Regions from separate parts of the Homo sapiens genome. Here region 2 is linked to region 1. The links are chromatin loops, found by intact Hi-C in ENCODE. Cell type or tissue: mammary epithelial cell. All regions are shown on one strand.

The links. A loop is a pair of places that touch in the nucleus more often than their neighbours do. Peaks named below come from ENCODE experiments on the same cell type or tissue, not always from the same donor. Only the 100,000 strongest peaks of a DNase experiment are listed, where the experiment ranks them.
Region 2: a loop joins it to region 1, with 10 times the contacts of the local background. A loop is called at or near these places in 4 of 110 quality-filtered maps.

Annotation. Positions count from the first base shown.
Region 1 is chr20:57,987,964-57,995,963 of GRCh38, reverse strand. It overlaps LOC105372693 (a long non-coding RNA gene), which reads left to right. Exons shown (of 6, transcript XR_007067678.1): 3 at 6,566-6,661; 4 at 7,729-7,877. Among named protein-coding and RNA genes, the nearest start is that of LINC01742, 12 kb to the left of the region's middle. In mammary epithelial cell, no CTCF peak of the experiment used is centred here; DNase peaks (open chromatin) are centred at 4,183, 4,513, 5,313 and 6,943; H3K27ac peaks cover 2,334 bases.
Region 2 is chr20:57,712,727-57,720,726 of GRCh38, reverse strand. It overlaps NKILA (NF-kappaB interacting lncRNA), which reads right to left. Exons shown (of 1, transcript NR_131157.1): 1 at 7,947-8,000. It overlaps LOC105372692 (a long non-coding RNA gene), which reads right to left and starts at 2,053. Exons shown (of 6, transcript XR_007067675.1): 1 at 70-2,053. RefSeq lists an enhancer at 5,139-5,667. In mammary epithelial cell, no CTCF peak of the experiment used is centred here; DNase peaks (open chromatin) are centred at 2,106, 2,726, 4,306 and 6,146; H3K4me3 peaks cover 399 bases; H3K27ac peaks cover 1,179 bases.

The DNA.
Region 1 (8,000 bases):
TCCCAGTAAGAGAGAGGCTGAGGCCCTGCCTCCTGGCTGTGTGTAGAATTAAAGAAGCATTGCCTCCTGGCTTAATCAGGGATGGCAATCTCATTAGCCATTGTCTGACCTCTAATGGGCAGGCCCTGTGGGTGGGCTGTGTGGTCCAGGGTCATTAACAATGATGCACGTGGATTTATTGGAGAGACAACCATTTTCCTCCAGACCCAGTTGCAAACTTGGCTTCTAGGTCTTCATTGTTCTCGGCATATAAACAAGAAGGGCTGTGGCCCTTGGAAGGGCCCCTCCAGGAATCCTGAGAGAAAAATCTCTACCCAGCAGCAGATGTGGGCTTGTGACAGCTCCATTGTTGGTCGGGTGGAGGGGGGTTGCGGAGGAGAGGCCCACTCTGTGTGGCCAGGATTCAGGGGCCCCGAGAGAGGCCACTGGCTCTCACCCCAATCCTCTCTGCCTGTTGAAATACAAATAGCCTGCACTTGAGTGCTCACCTGTGCTACTCCATTCCACGCCGGACAATTGCGAGAGGGAGGCTCCATGAGGTTCCCATTTTATGGATGAACAAATGGAGGCTCAGAGAGGTTTAGAAACATCCCAAGATTGGTAAAGAGGTGAATCCAGGGCTGAACTCGTTCTGATGTGTTTCACGGCTGATATTTTAACAATGAAACCTTACTGTCTTCATTACGATAAGTCTAATAAATGGCATTTGTCTACTCACAATTAGCATCTGGGTCCTTAATGTACATTAAATTACCAAGTCATCCAAAAATGCTATCGAGATGGTAGAATAATTATTCCTATTCTGCAGAGGGAAAAGGTGAGGCACAAAGAGGTTGGGAAACTTGCTCTCACCTGATGTTCAGTAGTATTTTCTCCCCTCCACAAAAGTTGGGGGTGGTCTGTGGCCTGCCAGGGGGGACCTTTTTAAGCAGTGAGAGGCAGTGGGGTCTCCTGGTGACGGTTATTGGCTCATGTGTCAGACAGACCTGGACTGCAGCCACATGCTAGCCCAGCAACTCTCTTCACCTGCTGGAGCCTCGATCTCCTCTTTTGCAAAATGGGATGAGAGGGCGTGGGGGCCTTCAGGAAACTGCTGCTGAAGCTGGGGAACGGGACACTCTTGTCCAGTCTTCTGTCATTTCATTAGTTTGCTTATCGACTAAAGGAGGCTTTTTTCCCCCCCGTTTAAGCTTTGAGAGTTGGAGTTCATAGATCAGAAATTTTAATTTGAGTGCACAGAACATAGGTTCCTTTAGTTAATTTGACCACTCGACTCAGCCATCACTGACATTGAAATCCCTTCTTTCATCTATGGCTGCACCTAAGCTCACCCTGTAGGGTTGCCAGAAAAAACACAGGATGCCTGGCTAAATTTGAATTTCAAATAAAAAATAAATAACTTTTTAGTATCAGTATGTCCCATGAAATATTTAGGGGCATATGGATACTAAAAAAAGATGATTCATTGTCTATCTGAAATTCGATTTTAACTGAGTGTCCTGTATTTTTGTTTGCTCAATCTGGCAACCGTACCACCTGGCCACAGAGGGAGGGGGAGGCCTCAGGGCACCCTAGCTGGGACTTGGCCCCATTAATGGCTATGATTATGATTTGTTTATTGGCAACCGCTCTGTGCCGGGCACCGTGCTGAGCTCTTGGCCTCCACCTTCTTGCCTTTCATCCTCACAAGCATTTTTCACATGTGGAAACAGAGGGAGCTGAGAGGGGAAGCGACTTGCCCAAAGATGTGGGTCGCTGAAGCCCAAGCCTGTTATGACTCAGCCTGATGCATCTCCAGCACGGAGACATGTGGCCCCCACGTCCTGCCTGCCCCACGCAGGGTCCTCGCCAGCCACTGAGCTGCTTCACCCTCCACCTGGCGCTGATTAGATTCTTGAGATTTTCAGTCCAGTGCCTGAGCCAGCACATAAAATCTTTATTTTTCCCATCCAAATTAGTTCCTGGGGAGACCCTGTGCCCTCCCTGGCTTTTATATGCCTTGACTTGGCTCATAAAATGACAGACGTCACCCTAACAACCCCCTCCTGTTCTCCAGCGAGACGGGAGGAGTCTCTCTGCTCTTGGCTGCATTCCCCTACCTGGATCACCATGAAATGTTATTTCCAGTAGACCGAGCGACTTAACGGCTGTCATATGGCACATATCAGGCGGAATCGTCTGACTTGCTCCATCCCATCATGTTTCATGGACCATGATTAGCTGCGACATTCTAAGGCACACAGTGCAGCCTTGCCTGTGACTCCCCTTAAGAACAAATGGCTTCACCTGACTCCAGAGGCTGGCTTTTATTTTGTTCCTTCTTTTTATGTAGTCGGCCTCATGGGAGTGGGTGAGTCTGGCAGCTGCTGACCACCTCTGATCGCACTCCTAAGCCAGGCTCCATGGAACTGAAACTTCAGACTCAAGCTAGATGATTCTCTATGACTTTGCCCCAGTTATCTGAAGCCTGGTTCCAGTTTGAAAAGATAAGTTATTATGGAGATAAAGCCAATTGTGAGATAAAGCCGATGCCACCATCTCGAGACATTTGGGGATGAGTGGCTCTGGCTAATGGGCACTGAGGGCATCCTCATTCATTCATTCTGTAAATATCCACTGAGCATACTCTGTGCCTGGTATGTTAGCACCAGGGACGTATTGAGACAACTAAGACATGTTCACTGCCTTTAAGTGTTCCATCACCTAGAAGGGGTCAGAAATGTAAATGAACAGCCAACATGATCAGGGCCATTATGCAAAGACCAGAAGACCTACAGGAGGCGTCTCCGGGCCGTGGCTGGCTCCCTCTTGGCTCTCTTTGGCTCTAGGCAATGGATCAGGATTGATCTGAGCTCCTCACAGCTGCTTGTCCCTCTTGTCAGTGACTTATTTCCCAGACTCTCTTCGGTCCGGATGGCATTGCGGCACCACAAACAAGGCTTGAGCTGAAGTAGGTGGTCAATTTATAAGAAATATTTTGCTCTCCTGAAAAAGAAGGTCATGTTCATTGGCTTTCCCCTTTTCCTTTCTTGTCTTGAAAGCATCAACATGATGCTTCAAGCTGCAGCAGGTCATCCTGAGGCCATAAGGCCACCAACCTGAGGACAGAAAGTGGAAGTGCTTAGAATTCTAGAGGGGAAGGCAGGGAGAGCCTCTGTCCCTGCCGGCATGGCCAAGCCATGCCCCAGCCACACAGCACCCACCCCTCCCTGCTCGTTGTGTGAGAACAATAAACTTCTATTTGTTTAAGCCACTGTTAGTTGGGTTTCTGATACCTGCAGCCCAAAGCATTCCAATCTAATACAGAATTTAGTACATTTTATCTGGAAGGTCCTGGAAAATCTAGGCAGAGGGGGTAATAAAAAAAATGCACAAAGTCCCTTGTCCTCTAAGGTCTATAGTCAGGGGACATGTAGCCTGGAACTGTTGTCACTCATTTGTGTCCTTCTATCCTGGTAGACAGACCTCCTTGCCTTTCTGGGAGCTGAACAGCTTTAGCCTCCAGGAACCCAGGGAGGTGAAATGAGACTTCTTGCACCTGCTCAGGTTCCCGACACCTCTCTGGAGCCCCATTCTCTCCTTTCACCAAGTTAAGCTGTAAGAACGCAGCACCCACAGACAGTACCTCTCCAACCTGTGTGCTATGTGGCACCCAAGCATCTTCTCAAAATGCAGATTCTGATCTAGTTGGTCCAGGCTGGGGCCTGAGAGTCTGCATTTCTAAAAGGTTCACAGATGGTGCTGATACTGCTGACCTGGGGACCACACTTTGAGTAGCAAGGTTGTGGAGGGTGGCCAGCTGCTTCTAGGACTATCCTGCTGTGGTCAGTACTGCCCTTCTACCCTTGGAAGCAAAGTCCAGTCGAGTATTCTTTACTCCAGCCCACCTAGCTGGAATGCCCACGTTCTGATTTTTTAAAATTATGCCCTTCTGCAGTCGGATGGGACTTCTCAATTTTGGATTCAAAATCAACTCCCTGGGCTTTGCATAGACTCAGAGTGACCAAGTGTCCTGGTTTGCCCAGAATGAAGGGCTCCTGGGGATGTGGGACTTTTCAGTACCAAAACCAGGAAAGTCCCCTGTGAACCGAGAAGAGCTGATCATCCTATATAGGTTGAAGGCTGTTCAATTAGAGGGAAGGCAAGATGACTCAGGAAGGCCTTGGCACCCAACAGTGTGAGCGCCCAGTGGTATCAGCCAGGGCTTAGTGAGCACCAGGCTAAGTGTGGGCATTAGTCACAGTGCTCCACGCCAGTGAAGTGCGGCAAGCCTACTCTTTGGGATTTTCTCTGTCATCCCAGACCTGGGTCTGGAGGCTTGGATTGTGGGGAACAGAAACAGCGAGCTCCCCACCTCCCTGGCCTTGCTGTTGCCATGTGGGGCTGGAGAAGGCCACGCTGTCACAACTCCTCATGAAGCAGTGAAGACTTGGGCTGGGACAGAATGAGGTCATGGGTCCTGGGCACCTCCTGGGTTTGCTGGGGCCTCCCCCGCCTTCCACCAGCCCTAGGCGGTTAATGACTCGCTCAGCTCCTTAACTAAAAAAATGTGTGCTGGCTCCCAGCTGAATGCCTTTAATTTGTCTCATTTGTGCCTGAAGCACTGGGTGTGGACAAACCGAAGTTAAGCAAAAAGGCTATTACCATAATGCGATGGCCCTCTGGCAACGTCTCTTCTGAAACTCCGTCCTCTCCCTAACAAGACAGGCTGGCAAGGAGGGCATGCTAACTCCAAGCACTGGCCCGCCTCTGCCTGTGGACTGGTTTTATTTTGTGGCTCTTAATAGTGGTTTTGTGGTTTTAAGAAGTGGCTGACCTTTAAAAATGGGAAGATTTCAAATAAAAATGTATATTTCTAATCACTCTTAAAAAATCCAGCAGCACTGAATCCACCTTCTGACATAGGAACAATTAGCTGGGGAACAAGGACAGGCTGCCCTGGTGGGTGCAGTGGGGGTAGGGTGGGGTGGGAGTCCCTCAGGCAGCCTGGCCCCTGTGACTTGGCGCAGGTGCTTTTCCAAATCATTTCTTGTCTTATTTTATTAAGTGAGAAATACTAAGGATGCTATTCGTTCTGTTATCAGCACATTATCAGTATTGGAGTCAGTTTCAGAAGTAATTTCTGATTCACTTGCCTTCCGAAGACAGGGCTTCCCACACACGCAGGACCTTGGACCAAAGCAGGACAAGAAGCATTTGAAGTCCTGGAGTAGAACTTCAGAATTAAAGTCTTACATCATTTTCATCATTGTAAAAAAATGTGCATTCATTGTGAAAATGGGTGTGAATTTTTCATAGCAGTATTTGGAGGAACATAATGAGTAGCCGTTAAAGGAGTGACTATCCCATGTTTCCTCTGGGCATTGTAAGAAGCTCTCCAGAAAACGTGAGCCAGCAGCTCTGACGTCTTTCCCGATGCAGTTTTTCAACAGGAAATGTTCATTCAGGCATTTGTGGGGGTGATGTCTGCTCAAATAAGTGTTGCAAAGACACAGTTCTTGGAAGGCAAAACTGAAGCAAGTGAAGGATCAGGCTCATCTCATTACCTGATTTGTTATTTTTATTGTAGAAGCAAAATTTAATGGCATGAAAAATATGGTAATATACAGATACATGAAAATTAACAGGTTATAAAACCATACACAGTGCACGTTATCATTACAAGTAGGTGTATATTTAAATGTGTTTGTAAAAAGAAACATGAAAAGCTGCATGTCAAAATGCATTTAGTAGGTTTTATTGGTGGATAGTTGGATTATGTTTTCTTTTTATTCTCATTTTTTAAAGGAGCTTGATAGTCAATTCTGTTTCCCAGGTTAAGTTTCCTTCAAACTGTTCAACGGAAATTAGCAAATGCTTACCAAGGACCCAGGATGAGTCCTTAGTATGTGCCAGAGATGGTCAGGAACAACAGCTATCATAATGATGACAGCGTTATGATGACGGCATTACTAGTTAGGACTATGTTGGGCTGTATGTCAGAGAAATTGATCTTTAATCCTCCCACCTGCTTCATACCATGAAGCCCAGACACAGGCAATCCAAATAGTGGCTCCACAGTGCTACTGAAACCCAGCCACCTTCTTTCTCTCCTCTTACCCATCCTTCCACTGTGCTTTTCATCCCCACCAGAACAAAATGGCTGCTTTGTCTCCAGACATCACATCCAGAGTCCAAGAAGAAAGAAGGGAGGAAAGGAAAGAAAGGACATTCTAAAATCTTTTTTTTTTTTTTCTATTGAGGAGAGAAAGCTGCCAAAGGATTGTGACCATGGTCACATGGTCATTTCTGGTTTCCAGGAGGTCTGGGAAGGCGAACGTTGTTGAACAGGCACATCTACTAAGGTGCCTATTGTGAAACGCAATTTACTGCTTGAATAAAATTGAGATTCTGTTAGTGAAGAAGAAAAAGAAAGTGGATATTGGTGGAGGACCTTGCAGTGTTCACCCCAAATAACAATGGTGGTCATATCATTTTCTGTGAGTTTTACTGCATGCTAAGAACTGTGCTGGATGCATTAATGTTTTGTGTCAAACATTAATAACTATTATTATTATGATTTCAGACCACAGAAAAAGAAACAGAGGCTCAGAAAGGTGAAGCCAATTGCCTGAAGCCACACAGAATATCAGCTGGAGTCAGGATTCTAACACCATCCCATGTGAGTTTAGACATGTGCACGTAATCCCCAGGACATACCAAAAGAAACAGGCATTCAATATATCAAGGGATAGCCATTTCTCCCAGAGCCCAGTGGGCTGTGGCTCTTGTGTCCCTTAAGACCAGTGCTTCTCGAACTGTAATGTGCATCGGGTCACCTGGGCATCCTATTAAAATGCAGGTTATGGTTCCTGGCCGGGCCTGAGATTTTGCATTCCTAACAAGCTCCCAGGCGATGCCCATGCTTGTAGTCTGTGGACAGCACTTTGAATGCCTGAAACCACCTCCCAGACATGTCCCGCCTTCCTGGAGCTGGCCTCCTGGTTTCAGACGTGTGGGCAATTGGTGCTGAGATCATTCAGGGCACGTAAGGAATGCGCACAAATGCAGAGCTCCAGGGAAGAAAAGTCACAGCACAGGACCCAATAGGAAAACTGCCATTTGGGGAGACCAAGCCAAGGAGCGCTTTGCTCCTGCTGCTTTTCTCAAGGAAGAGCTTGCTTCCTGCAGTAAGTGAAGTCTAGGGTGCAAGGACAAATGATGTACCTCAGACCCAGAGGATTCATTAAGATTTTGATGCTCCTAGAAAATTGGCTCCATCGTCCATGTCTCAGGAACTGGGGGGTTGTGACTTTTTTTCTTTGGTGGTAGGATGACGATGGTGATGATGATGATGGTGATGATGACAAAGATGACTATGAAGAAGCAGTAGAAGGAGATTTGGAAGAGGGAGTAGAGGAAGGGGAGGAGGAGGAGCAAGGTCATCAGAGTTTGTTGAACACTTACTACATGCCTGATCTCATTTAACCCTTAGACTCACCTGGTGAGGGTTGTACTACATTTATTCCCATTTTACAGACGAGGAAACCAAGCTTCAAGGAAGCTGAGTCTCCTGTCCAAGCCCACGCAGTTGGCAAGTTGCAGATCTGGAGTAGAGTACAAAACTCTCTCATCTGTGTCTCCAAGACACCATGACCCATCATGGCTTCCTTCTGCTGGTTCAGGCGTAGTCTCAGAATTTTTCCTGCGCCATTGCCCGCGCCACCCCATCAACCCCATCTGTTGCAGGTAGCTGATGCTATCTACTGCCAGCCTGGAGCCAGGCTAAGAGGAAGAGAAAGAAGAAAATGCCTGCAGAAACATTCTATGTAAAGAACACTTTGGGATCAGAAAAAGAAGCGCGCCCGTGTTTCACTTGCAGCCTCACCCTGCACTAGGTACAGCCAGTTCTGCTCTGAGGCTTGTCTTGAAAATACAAATTTGTTCTAGTGTGATTGACATGTTAGTGGTAATTTGAGCGTGATGCGAATTTGGTTTTTACCTATATGTGATTTTGTCCT
Region 2 (8,000 bases), 280 kb after region 1:
TATTAGCTTGCCCTGCGTCACTCATCTGGTTAGCAGTGATGCTGGGACTTGAAACCAAGTCTGACTTACTTGGAGTTGGCATCCACCACCAGAGTCCTCAGAGATTCAAGCTGCATGCTGCACATCTGGGGCCAGCGGAGAGGCTTGCAGCCTCGGAGCCGCTGGGCTTCAGAGCTCAAGGCGGTGATTTCGGGATTTCAAACACAGACAGGAGGCAAAGCAAAGAAAGCCAGGGCAGTCACTGTGTGCCAGCCACAGAGCCCCCCCCCCACCCCCCCCCCGCGGGCTGCTGGCATGGGGAGACCAGGGAACAAAGCTGCTCAGGGCATTCAGGAGCTGGTGGGACACATGAGTAAAGCTGACATCTGTGACACTAGGGAGGGGTGGGGACCGAGGCAATTCATGTTTAAAAAGTGTTTAAATACCATGCAGGCAAAACCAAAACCCCTCCTGCAGGCTGCACTCAGGTCACCATTAGTGGTAGCTGGTTTAGACTGACAGCCCCATGAGGGCAGGGAGGGTGTGTCATGCCCAGCACTGCCCCGCACTGCCCCCCACCAGCCCAGCACAGGGCCTGGCAAGCAGGTAGCCTGTTTACAGGACACGTGGCCCCAGTGGCTGTCTGTCTCACTGCCCCTCTTCCTGCCCAATGCCACCCCATAGGGCTGGGCCATGCCATAGGGGGCAGGACCCCAGCTCACCTGGCTCTGCCTCACCCACCTGATTCCTATCCCCTCCTCTCCCACTTCCCACTAGCACAGGCCTAACTTAGAACGTTCTTGGAAAAAAAAGGCTGAGTACTAGACAAGTATTGGGATAGCGCAGGGGTTAAGAACAAGGGCCCCAGGAGTAGACAGACCTGGATTTGAATCAAGCCCCACCACCTCCTAGCCACGCGACCTTAGAAAAGTTACCTCGCCTCTCTCTGCCTTGGTTTCCACATCAGCAAAATAGGAATAATAATGGTGACTAATCTGGTTTTTTTTTGTGAATATTGTTATATAAGACTTGTAATTTTGTTAATGTTAAATTGCATGTAATACACGTGAAATGCCCAGAACACCACTTTACACGTAATAGGCATTCCATCAGTGCTATCTGTTCTTCTTTGCTGTTGTTGCTGTTGGAGACAGGGTCTTGTTCTGTTGCCCGGGCTGGAGTGCAGTGGCACAATCATAGCTCACTGCAGCGTCAAACTCCTGGGCTCAAGCCATCCTCCTGCCTCAGCCTCCCAATTAACTGGGACTACTGGCATGCACCAAGACACCTGGCTAATATATTTCTGTCTTTCTTTTTCTTTTCTTTTTTTCTTTTTTTCTTTTTTTTTTTTAAGAGATGAGGTCCCACTACCATTGCCCAGGGGTCTCAAACTCCTGGGCTCAAGCAATAATCCTGCCTCAGACTCCCAAAGTGCTAAGATTACAGGTGTGAGCCACCGCGCACCTGGCCTGCTATTGTTCTTTATTGCATGAACAATTGCCATTTATCAAACACCTCCTATGTGTTAAGCTCTGTGCTGAGAACTAGTCTTTGCAATAATTATTCAAAAAGTACCTATTGAATATAAACTGGGGCAGACCTTCCTCAAAGCACATGGGTACCTCCCCGTGGAGCTCACACCCTTTTAGAGGAGATACAATAAAAGCCAGGATGGGGCAGAGCAGTGGGGAAGAAGGGGAGGTAATGTTGAACCACCTGCCCATGGTTACAGAGGCAGCAGGCCTGGGACTCCCGACGCTTCCCTCCTGCCTTATACCTGATCTAAGAAGGCCCTGCTGGGCACACAGTAGATGCTCAGCAAATGTTCTGTTGAAGGGCTGGAGCCTCACAAAACCCTACTGATGCAAACAGGCTCAGCGAGGCTGAGTGACTTGCCCAAGATCCTAAGAGGTGGTGGAGGAATCGCCTTTCACAAAAAAGAACAAGCGCTTCGGAGCCGCCGCCGCTGCAGCCCCGGCGGACCCAAAGCCTTTAAACACCGAGGCCCCGCGCCCCGCCCCGCAGCCACCACGTGGATTTAAAACCCACGCAGCCGCCGGGCTCCGGCCCCTCTCCCACCATTGGCCGAGGCCACCAGCACTTGTATCCAATAGATCGTGCTTCTCCCGGAATCCAAACTTGGGATTGGCCGGTTAGCTGTGTCATTTCGGGCTGCCCATGACGTCAGCCTGTCTGGCACCCCCGCCTCTTCGGTGTCTTGGCCGCTGTTAAAGGAGCCGCAGGAGGTAGGACTTGAGAGGTGCTTCAGAGGCACTATTAAGTAAAAATTTTTAAAAATTTTTCTAAATGAATGCTCATGGTAGAAAATAGAGCAAACAATATGAGAAATATATTGCATTTAATCCATTGCACAAAGCTGACCACTGTTAATATTTTGGCAAATATCATTTTAATCCTTTTTCTAATAATATTTTTGTAAAAAGTTGAGATCGGTTCTGCAGCCTATTTTTAAATTTAGTTTATATGGGACTTTATATCATCAGATAATTTTTGAAAACAAGGTTTTGAACAGTTTTATGATCACTGCCTTTTATTTACGCATCTTCTATTTGTTTTTAATTTCATTGCACTTTTGCTTTTACGAATGAAGATAGGATCAACGTTCTTCTCCTTAAAACTGTTCACTTCTCTGATTATTTCCTTAAGATATGTGGTAGACTTACCGGTTGCAGATACACATACTTTAAGGGACTAGTCCACATTGCAAATTGTTTTGCGTTCATTCATTCAGCAAATATTTATTGGGCGTGACCACATGCCAGTCACTGCTAGGGGCTGTGGACACGGAGAATAAGACAGATGTAGCCTGTGCTGCCTTCAAAGATGCAATGCCAGTTTCATTGCCTTTGAAGCCAGCTCTTGGACACCGATTCCCAAGCCCCAAACTGACGACAGATTCACCCGTCCGGAGGGCTCCATGTGCAGATGGGACAGGACCCTGTCTCCAACCCTGGCATGGAGATGTAGGTGAAGGGCACAGAGTGTTTTCCTGGGACTGTTGGGCACCGTCGTGCCCTGTTCCTCTGGGTTCCCACAGTGCCTTCCTGGCGTTCTAGATGGCCTTGCAGACGTCTCAGCATTTGTCCCTAGACCAGACACTGGGGAGACACAGGACACAGTCTAGCTGGGGAGAGACACTGAATGAAGCCACTCACAAATTCACACACACAAAATTATAATTTATAATTTGAGATAAGTTATCCAAAGGGAAGAAGAGGGATTTAGTAGGGTCTGTTTGTATTTTGTCCGGGACGGGGAGCCCCTGGGATGCACAATGCGCAGTGTTAATCAGTCTTCCCTCCTATCCATGGGGGTACGTTCTGAGACTCCCAGTGGATGCCTGAAACCTCACACAGCACCGAACCCTATATACTCTATTTTTTCATACACATGGATACTACAATAAGGTTTAATTTATAAATTAGGCCTAGTAACAGATTGACAACAACAGTTAACAATAAAATAGAACAATTATAACAATATAGTGTAATAAAAATTGTGTGGATGTGGTCCCTCCCCCTCTCTCTCTCTCACTCTCAAAATATCTTACTGTACTGTACCCACTATTTTTGGACCTCGGCTGACCATGGGTAACTGAAACCTTGGAAAGGGAAGCCATGCATGGGGTGGGTGGCGGGGGACTACTGTAATTAGCTTTTTCAAGAGCTTGCTCCAAGCCAGGCCCTGTGCTGAGTGCCCTGCATGAGTTACCCATGTAATCTTCCACTGGCCCTATGAGTGGATGGATACCTGTCAGATCTCCACTTTTAAGATGAAGAAACTAAGGTCCGGAGTAGTTCATTCACTTTCTTCAGCAAGGTCACACAGAAGTGGTAACATGTACTTGCCTGACCCCACGGTTTTCAGCATGCAGAATTCAGGTTTGGGGGAAATGGGCAGATGAGTGGGTAAGCCCATCAGAGGGGATACCGTGGAGGCAGAGCTGGCCTGCGCTAGTCACTGTGCAGCCCCACGGCTTGTTGCAGCACCTGGCACGAGGTGTGGAATTGTCTCTGTGCCAGGTGTGGTGCCTGGCATTAGCACTGCACAGAGCCTGGCAGACACGGTCATGTCCGAGTCCTCTGTGATCAGCATGGCCTTTGCTGTCACACCCAGACCACTCTACCTGCTTCCCCTCAAACCCAGCAGCAGAACACCAAGGGCCAGCCTCCCCTAAATCGCTCTGGTGTCATTGAGAAGCACAGTTTTATATTATTAATTACTCCTAATAACAGTACAATGTGTCATTCATGACAAGAGAGACGCAGAACACTTTTGGTTGGGTATTTCTGGTCCGTGAAATCAGCTTGAGTGACTCATAGTTCTTTCTGAAAGTGTTTCAGACATGAGTTAAACATCTGGAATCTTCCATTCCCCTCTCAAGCTCAACCTGTGGTAGAAAAGTCTGTGTATTAAGCTATTTAAGGTAACCAAAGACCCTGCAGGGCCTGGGCTGCTGTCAGGCACTGAATGGATCCTAGCTCAGCTCTGCCTTTCACTGGCACCTTGAATCTTCTCCAAGTCATGGCCCTCTCTGGGCCTCAGTTTACCCATCTGTCAGAAGACAAAATTGGCTCTAATGTTCCCTTCTGTCCTCTCCTTCTGCCCACCCTTGTCTCCCTGCCTGGCTTCCAAAGCCCTCTCTTCTCGGGAAGAATTCAGTTCCCTGCTGGAATTGAAAAATTGGACAGAAGAGAATGGGATGGCACCCCGGGATGGAGGTGGGGGTGTCATCTGTGGCCAATTTAGCCGAGCATCTTTGGATTGCTGTTGGAGAACTCAACCATCTGACATTTGTCCAGCAGCAAAGCTCCTGTATATTTGTACAGCAGCGAAGCTCCTGTATCAGCGCCTAAACACACACAACACAACCAAGAAAATGCGAGAACACATGCAGATGCACGCACAACACACACATACCCTCATAGCACAAATACTCACATGCGTACCCCAAACATATGTACAATACAACGTGCACCCTCAAACCCTCAACACAGACGACACACACCACACACACACAAATACCCCACAGCGTGAATATGCACATGTACGTCCTGCATATACATGCAACGCACACCCACAAGCTCACAGTGGAGACCACACATGCACAACACGTCTTTCTGGCTGAGACTTCTGGTTCTGGTTGATACCATGCAAACGCTCCTTGCTCTTCTTGGTAGGTGCTAGCCCAGGTGACTGGCTTCTGGATACTCAGCTGCAAGAGGATACTTGGAGGTGGAGAGGGTGAGTGAGCGGGAAGACTTGTTAGCCAGTCATGAAGGCAGCCAAAAATGGGATTTGGATGTGTTTGTGGGTAGGTGTCCCTCCTGCATTTAGTCCACAGAGGTTTGCCAAGCACCCACTGCAGGCCAGACCCCAAGCAAGGCATGCCAGACTGGCCTGCCCCCTGGAGCAGTGGAGGGGATGGTGAACTCACAGACACCGAGTCCAGGGGCCGCTGGGCCCTGTGCTGAGGCCTCCCCACACTGCCTCTCCCTCACTGTGAAATCCCGCTCCTCCCTGTTTAGTGGCAGAGGGGACGCAGGTTCAGTGAGCTGAAGCAGCCTGCCAAGGCTGCCCACGCCAGACCCAGAGCAGGTGCTGGAGTGGCCTCTCACCAACCCAGCCGCTCCAGCCTCACTCCGCTGCAGAGTCAGCTGCCCCTCATGGTCGGAGATGAGGTTTTATGAACAGACACCACCAGCGGTGAGGCAAATGGTGGATCCCCGGGGGCCTCCGTGGAGCTGAGGGGGACGGCGCCAACCGAGTCCAGTGGGACGGCCAGGGGGACGGCGCCAACCAAGTCCAGTGGGACGGCCAGGGGGACGGTGCCAACCGAGTCCAGTGGGACGGCCAGGGGCACAGTGCCAACCGAGTCCAGTGGGACGGCCAGGGAGGACCCAGTCAAAGGCAGTGAGGAGGGAGACAGGGTGCAGAAGGCATCATTTGCTGAGGCCAGCCCATGGGCTTTAGGGCCCAAGTACCTGATTCACATCCCAGCTCCACCTCATCCTTGGGTCCCTGAGCCTCAGTGTCCCCATCTGTCAAATGGGAATAATATCAGCTTGGACCTCAGAGGGTTGTCGTGGGGATCCAGTGAGCTCATTTCTGGCTCTCCGTAGGATCCCAATGCATATTTGTGGAATGACTAAGTGGAAGAATGTGAAGTGGTTAGAACAGGGCCTGGCATGGCACATGGGCAGTGCCCAATAAACATTGGCTCTTACTAGTGTTTAAAAGTAAAACAAGACAAAAAAAATGAAATCCAAAGTTGCTAACCTGTGAAAGTTGACAGCCCCAATTAACCCCAACCTGAGGAAGAAAATGACCCTGCTGGACGGTGTTTCCAAAGGTGCTAAGTTGGGAGGGGAGGTCATTAATCTGCCTAAGGTTTCCCAAGACTAATTCTGCAGAGGCAGCTCCGTCCAGGCAGGCCGGGGGTGGCAGGCAGACAGGGGCACGGCTGGCCCTGAGGAGGGCCTCTGCCTTGTCCCCTCAACCGGCTCCCCAAGCAGGACTTTTGTTGGCTCAGTCAGGCACTTTCCACAGTGGCCAGCCACCCTCGGCCAGCGGGCACAGTCAGAACACTGCCAGCCACCCTCAGCTGTGGCCAAAACCCACACTGACTTCCATGGGGTCCCAACTGGCTGCCAGTGTGGGCCTGGCATCTGAGCAGGACTGGTTACAGATTTGCAGGCCCCCGTGTTCAGAAACTGTTAACTATTAGGAATTTCACGATGTCAACAGTAGAAAAAATTAAACTAAAAAATAAATAAATAAAATAATACAATAAACCCCCGACCCTTCAGAGCATGGGGCCCTGGAGAGTGCAGGGGGGTCACACTCCCACGAAGCTGGCTCTGCACACAAGTCCAGCAGAGCACAGATGCGCGGCGCTGCTGGGAGCAAAGCCCCTTAACCTGCTGAAACAGGACGTTTCCTCTGGAAAATCCCCCCGGCCGCGGATTCAACCCATGGGCAGGGCGGATGGTGGCACACGCTGTCTGGAGTCCCAGAAAGGCCTGTCTCTGCAGTCACCCATTTCACAATCCATTTGCTTCACACACCCATTTCACAACCCCATGGCCACAGCCAGGCTGAGAAATGTGTCCCAAACTCCAAACCTGCTGGGACCATGAGAGTCTCCCAGTTCCTGATGCCCCCACTGGCCTGGCATCCCCTCTCTACTGTCCCCTACATGCCCAGCCCACATCTCCCCAGAGAGGAGGCCCAACCCTTTGGGCTCAAGTCGCCTCCAAACCCTCTCCTTTTATATTCTTCCCAGGTCTCGTCCCTCTCTGAAATTATCACCTGGACTCATCTTTTTACACATGTGATGTCAGCCTCACCTGTGAGCCTCAGTATGGCTGGGGCTGCACCTGTGGGTGGTTGGTAACTGCAGGTGGAATGAGATGCCACCTCCTCAGGGAGGGCTTCCTTGATCTCACCCCAACTCTGGCCTTTGGCCTGTTATCACCATGTCTGAAATGACCTCCTGACCTCATTGAGCTATGAGTTTGCATGTGTGTGTGTGTCTTTAGTCCCTTTGTCCCCCACAATGTCACACGAGGTCAGGGAGTTGGTTTTCTTCCCAGCCCTGTGCCCCATACCCAGCACAGAGCTTCACACTGAATAGGAGCAGAATGTTTGTTCAATGAGTGAACAAAACCTTTTTTTTTTTGCCTCTGACTTGTGGCATTCTTCCCAGGGACTCAGGCCTGCCCAATCGCGGTGCCCCCTCCCCACTCCCACTCCCAGCAGTGAGCCCTCCCTCCTCAGCCCATTAACACCTTGGCTCTGCCCATTTCTCCTGGGTAGAATCAGGGAGTTGTGACCTTCTCTGCCTGTGCCTGACAGTGGGCTCTGCCCTTCATGCCCAAAATGCCAGCATCACAGTCCCTGGCACATCTAGGGTTATCAGATTTCGCAAAGAAAAATACAAGCTATCCAGTTAAATTGAGATATACTTACACTAATCATTATTCATAGTTTATCTGAAA